Regions from separate parts of the Homo sapiens genome. Here region 2 is linked to region 1. A link is an interaction called in ENCODE POLR2A ChIA-PET data of the cell type or tissue named here. Cell type or tissue: K562. All regions are shown on one strand. Each heading gives the region's core, and the rest is flanking DNA. Links, peaks and the distances in the headings are about the cores only.

Region 1 (2,912 bases), core at 1-2,500:
CAGTTTATGTTATTAAGACGGAGGCTTGGGTCATGTTATCTCTCTCCACCAATGTGTAAGGTGAAAGTCCTATTAGGTAAGAGTTTTTGGAAGACCCGTGTTTTGTGCTTTTTGGGTTTCAGTATAGGGTTTTTTCCTACAGGGCTAGAGGGAAAGTACCCCAGCATTTCCAACCAGTGGGGTGCAAAATTATTTGGGTCTACAGCTTTACCTATTCCTTTCAAGAACATTTTTGAAAAAACACATCTGTTAAGTTGAACCATGTGTAACTGCTGAATGCTGATGTTTGGCCGTTTTCTACTTAAAAAAATAGGCCAGCAGTTTGTAAATTCAAGCTAATATATGAACTTTTTGAAAAAGTTGTTCTTGGACACTAAAAGGTAAGACGGACGCCAGATTTCCAGAGCAAGGGGAGGAGAGACCCGAGCAACATCACTTCCCTGAAGACCTAGCTCCTGCGCGCGGCCGGGGACTGTGACTCCACATGCCGGCGTTACTTACCCGGGCCCGCGCCTGACTCGCCACACCTCATTTTGCGGCCGCCGTAAAGCGCGGATGCGCGGCGTGGCCACGCCCCTTCAGTGCTTGTGACGCAGGCGCCCTGGGCTTTTTGGGCGCGAAAAAGAAGCAGTCCTGGGTTGTACCCGGCGCAGCTGGGAGCGGCTGCTTCCTCCGGGGTCGTATCTCCGCCCGGCATGGGGCTGCTGGACCTTTGCGAGGAAGTGTTCGGCACCGCCGACCTTTACCGGGTGCTGGGCGTGCGACGCGAGGCCTCCGACGGCGAGGTCCGACGAGGCTACCACAAGGTGTCCCTGCAGGTACACCCGGACCGGGTGGGTGAGGGCGACAAGGAGGACGCCACCCGCCGCTTCCAGGTATGCAGGGTCCCGCCCCGAAGCCGACCGGCTGCGCGGGCCTCCCCCTAGCCTTTTGGCTACCGGGCCCCGCCCCGGGGGAGCGCGCTGAGCTCCGCTTGGCGCCTTCTGATCTTTATTTCTCGCGCCGCCGTTTCGGTGGGAGGAGCAGGGGTGATTTACGGATACTCTTTGCCCTCAGATCCTGGGAAAAGTCTATTCCGTTCTCAGTGACAGAGAACAGAGAGCAGTGTACGATGAGCAGGGAACAGTGGACGAGGACTCTCCTGTGCTCACCCAAGACCGAGACTGGGAGGCGTATTGGCGGCTACTCTTTAAAAAGGTAAAGGACTCTGGAGGTTTCTTTGTGACTGTTACCATCATTCAATCAACAAACCTTTATTGACTGCCTCTAAGATCTTGTATTTTGTGTTAATTTTGTAGGAATTAGGAATTTTGAGTTTGGCCTTGAAATACAGATACACGCACGCTTACTGAAACGGGCTTTAAATTTCCTGTTAATGTGATTGTTGCACTGAAAAGGGCCGATTTATTTTTTTTGCCGGATGCGCTTTATTTTACATATCCAAATGTAAGTCCTGATTCCGGATCACCTCTCACTCTTGGAAATTTCACTTAAATTTCCCTTCCCTGGTCCCTAGTTAGCAGTTAATGAAGATTGGATTTAAAAAGGAGGACTCCGGAGAAGCTTAGGCATAGAAAATCTGGTTCAATAATTTCAACTCAAGCAACTGTTGTATTGCAGCAATTCAACACCCAACTCTAGTTTTACTAACGTACGTTTTATTTAAAGTAAAATTCCCAAAGTTAAAGCAAATCTCCTTTATCATCAGATATCTTTAGAGGACATTCAAGCTTTTGAAAAGACATACAAAGGTTCGGAAGAAGAGCTGGCTGATATTAAGCAGGCCTATCTGGACTTCAAGGGTGACATGGATCAGATCATGGAGTCTGTGCTTTGCGTGCAGTACACAGAGGAACCCAGGATAAGGAATATCATTCAGCAAGCTATTGACGCCGGAGAGGTCCCATCCTATAATGCCTTTGTCAAAGAATCGAAACAAAAGATGAATGCAAGGAAAAGGAGGGTAAGATTTTGAATACTGTGGATTTATATTTTGACTGCTTCCAAAAAGGATTTGAGAGTATTTACAGCAGTAGAAGTAAACATAAAACTCCAGAAATAAGGACTAGGGTTAACTTGGTCTATAGTTTCGATCTAATAAAATGGGCATACCAGTTCATCAAGAGAAACTTTTTCTAGCATGTTGTGCTCAAGATGATTTTTATTGCATAGATTGTTTAAATATTACCATAGTAAAGTAGCACTGAAATATTTTTTCATGTAGGCCAATTCTTGTAGCATTCCTGAGGCATTCCTCAGGAGATAAAGTTAGTGGAACCCGGGTACACAGGATGGGCAGTGATCCTTACTCGGTTGAGGGGGTAAGAAGAGAATGGCAGACACCGTCTTGTTAAAAGTGCAGATGTTTGGGCCTTTGCCCCGAATTTGATTCTTGAGTTGGATACAGAATTTTTCTTTTCTTTTTTTTTTTTTTAAAGAAAAACTTTAGCTTAGCGGTCCCCAGCCTTTTTGATACCAGGTACCTGTTTTGTGGAAGACAGTTTTTCCAGTGACAGTGGGGGTGAGGAGAGTTGGGGGGGTGGTTCAGGATGAAACCTTAGATCATCGGGCGTTAGATTCTCTTAAGGAGCACACAACTTTTAGGACCACTGCTGCCTTCCTGAGTGCCCTCAGGAACTTTTCTGCAGCTTTTACATAAGAGACGCTGGCAGAGAGAAAGCTGACCTTTTTGTTTCCGGTGAAAATTTGAAGGGCCTGTTTTGCCTAGATAAGAGGCTGCACCCTTTCTGGTGAGCTTGAGGGGAACGGTGGAGTGTATATCAAGACCATTTTGGTTCATAGGCTACATCTGCTAAGACTCAAGCTGACAATTATCTTAAGTCGTTCATCATTTCCTGAGATGAAACTGAGCACAGCTGCATTCACAGTAGACTGTTAGCTTGAGAAACTTC
Region 2 (2,912 bases), core at 276-2,775, 120 kb before region 1:
CTCCGAAGTAGAGCTGGGACCACAGGTGCCCGCCACCACGCCTGGCTAATTTTTTGTATTTTTAGTAGAGACGGGGTTTCACCGTGTTAGCCAGGATGGTCTCGATCTCCTGCCCTCGTGATCCACCCGCCTCAGCCTCCCAAAGTGCTGGGATTACAGGCGTGAGCCACCGCGCCCAGCCCAGTCTTTGTCTTTTGATTAGAACGTTTAATCCTGGCTGGGCGTGGTAGCTCACACCTGTAATTCCAGCACTTTGGGAGGCTGAGGCCAGCGGATCACTTGAGATCAGGAGTTCAAGACCAGCCTAGCCAACATGGTGAGACCCCGTCTCTACAAAAAATACAAAAATTAGCCGGGTGTGGTGGCATGCGCCTATAATCCCAGCTACTCGGGAGGCTGAGGTAGGAGAATTGCTTGAACCCAGGAGGTGGAGGTTGTAGGGAGCTGAGATCATGCCACTACAATCCAGCCTGGGCTACAGAGCGAGACTCCATCTCAAAAATAAAAATTAAAAAAAAGAAAATGTAATCTATTTACATTTAAAGTAATTACTGATAAGAACTTCTGTTGTATTGCTATTTGTTCTCCATATGGCTTACTGCTTTTTTGTCCCTCATTTCCTGCATTACTGTCTTTTGTGTTTAGTTGTTTTGTAGTGAAACATTTAAATTCATTTCCCTTTGTTTTGTGTATATTCTATAGCTATTTTCTCTGTGGTTACCATGGGGATAACATTTAACATCCTAAAGTTATAACACTAAATTTATGCCAGCTTCAGTGACATATACAAACTCTTCTAACAGCTGTGTCCTCACCCCTTTTGGTTGATGTCACAAAATTACATCTTTTTACATTGTGTGACCCAAAACATAAACTAATTCTTTTAAATACATTAGTTTCTTAAATTACGTAGAATACAAAATTTGGAGTTACAAACCAAAATTACAGTTATGCTAGTGTTTAGTTTTTTTTAATGTGTTCATCTCAAATCATGTAGAAAACCAAAAGTATCGTCACAGACTATTATTACAATAACATTAGCTTTTATAATTGCCCATGTATTTACCCTTTATTGAGATCTTTATTTCTTCATGTGGCTTCAAGTTACTGTCTAGTCTCCTTTCATTTCATCCTGCAGGACTAGGACTTCTTTGAGCATTTCTTGTAGGGCAGGTCTAGTGGTAATGAACTTTCCCAGCTTTTATCTAGGAATGTCTAAATTTCTTCCTCACTTTTTAAGGACAGTTTTGCCAGATATAGGATTCTTGGGTCGACAATTTTTTTTTTAGCACTTTAACTATATCATCCAATTCTTTCTGATGAGAAATCTGCTGATAATCTTATTAAAAATATCTTGTATGTGGCAAATCACTTCTCTCTTGCTGATTTCAGGATTCTCTCTTTGGATTTAGAAAGTTTGATTAAAGGCTGGGCACGGTGGCTCACGTCTGTAATCCCAGCACTTTGGGAGGCTGAGGCAGGCGGATCACGAGGTCAGGAGATCAAGACCATCCTGGCTAACACTGTGAAACCCTGTCTCGACTGAAAATACAAAAAATTAGCTGGGCGTGGTGGTGGGCGCCTGTAGTCCCAGCTACTCGGGAGGCTGAGGCAGGAGAATGGCATGAACCCGGGAGACAGAGCTTGCAGTGAGCCGAGATCGTGCCACTGCACTCCAGCCTGCGTGACAGAGCGAGACTCCATCTTAAAAAAAAAAAAAAAAGAAACTTCGATTGATTAAAATGTGTCTTAATGTGGCTCTCTTTAAGTTCATCTACTTGGAGTTCATTGAGCTGCTTGGGTGTTTATATTCATGTCTCATAGAACTTGGGAAGCTTTTAAGCCATTATTTCTTCAAATATTTTCTCTTCCTATTTCTTGCCCATTAGAATTCCCACAATGTGTATGATGGTCCACTTGATGGTGTTTCACAGGTCCGTTAGGCTCTGTTCACTTTTCCTCAATCTTTTTTCTTTCTGTTTTTCAGACTCAGTTTCCATTGTCCTGTCTCCAATTTGACTTACTCTTTTTTTTGCTTGTTTAAATCTGCCTTTGAATCCTGCTAGTGAATTTTTGCATTTCAGTTATTGTATTTTTCAGCTCCAGAATTTGTTTGGTTTCTTTTTAGGTTTTCTATCTCTTTATTGATATTTCCATTTTCTTTATACATCATTTTCTTGGCTTTTTCCATATCTTCCTTTAGTTTTTTGATCATCTCTTTTATTTTATTTTATTTTTTTGAGACAGGGCCTCACTCCTGTCGCACAGGCTAGAGTGCAGTGGCGCAATCACAGCTTAACTGCAGCCTCGACTTACCTGGCTCAGTTGATCTCCCATGTCAGACTCCAAGTAGCTGGGACTACAGGTGTGTGCCACCACATCCAGCTAATTTTTTGTATTTTTTAGTAGAGATGGAGTTTCACTGTGTTGCCCAGGCTGGTTTCAAACTCCTGGGCTCAAGTGATCTGCCCACCTTGGCTTCCCAAAGTGTTGGGATTACAGGCATGAGCCACCACCACACCTGGCCTTATATCTTTAAGACAGTTTTTTGTTTTTGTGTTTTGAGACAAGGGTCTCGCTCTGTCACCCAGGCTGGAGTGCAGTGGCACAATCCAAGCTCACTGCAGCCTCAAACTCCAGGGCTCAAAGTGAGCCTTCTGCCTCAACATCCCAAGTAGCTAGTTAGGACTATAGACACAGGCCACTGCACCTGGCTGGCTTATTTTTTAATTCTTCTTCTTCTTTTTTTTTTTTTTTTCTCTAAGAGACAGGGTCTCACTGTGTTACCCAGGCTGCTCTTGAACTCCCAGCCTCAAGTGATCCTCTTGCCTTGGCCTCCCAAAGTGCTGGAATTATAGGCATGAACCACCACACCCAGCCTTTAAGACAGGTTTTAAAATTTTTTTGTGTAA

Evidence for each region. ChIA-PET counts read pairs that join two places held together with the same protein. Peaks named below come from ENCODE experiments on the same cell type or tissue, not always from the same donor. Only the 100,000 strongest peaks of a DNase experiment are listed, where the experiment ranks them.
Region 2: POLR2A ChIA-PET joins it to region 1 with 6 read pairs; 7 of 35 experiments call an interaction of 5 or more read pairs at or near these places.

The regions. Positions count from the first base shown.
Region 1 is chr10:73,244,973-73,247,884 of GRCh38, reverse strand. DNAJC9 (DnaJ heat shock protein family (Hsp40) member C9) reads left to right here and starts at 630. Exons shown (of 5, transcript NM_015190.5): 1 at 630-875; 2 at 1,057-1,197; 3 at 1,709-1,963. The coding sequence starts at 696. It overlaps DNAJC9-AS1 (DNAJC9 and MRPS16 antisense RNA 1), which reads right to left and starts at 518. Exons shown (of 4, transcript NR_038373.1): 1 at 502-518. RefSeq lists enhancers at 384-723, 1-1,188 and a silencer at 924-1,073. In K562, for the core only: CTCF peaks have their summits at 54 and 819 (motif pointing right); DNase peaks (open chromatin) are centred at 554 and 974; H3K4me3 peaks cover 2,500 bases.
Region 2 is chr10:73,369,888-73,372,799 of GRCh38, reverse strand. No RefSeq gene overlaps it. Among named protein-coding and RNA genes, the nearest start is that of CFAP70, 12 kb to the right of the region's middle. In K562, for the core only: no CTCF peak of the experiment used is centred there; no DNase peak of the experiment used is centred there.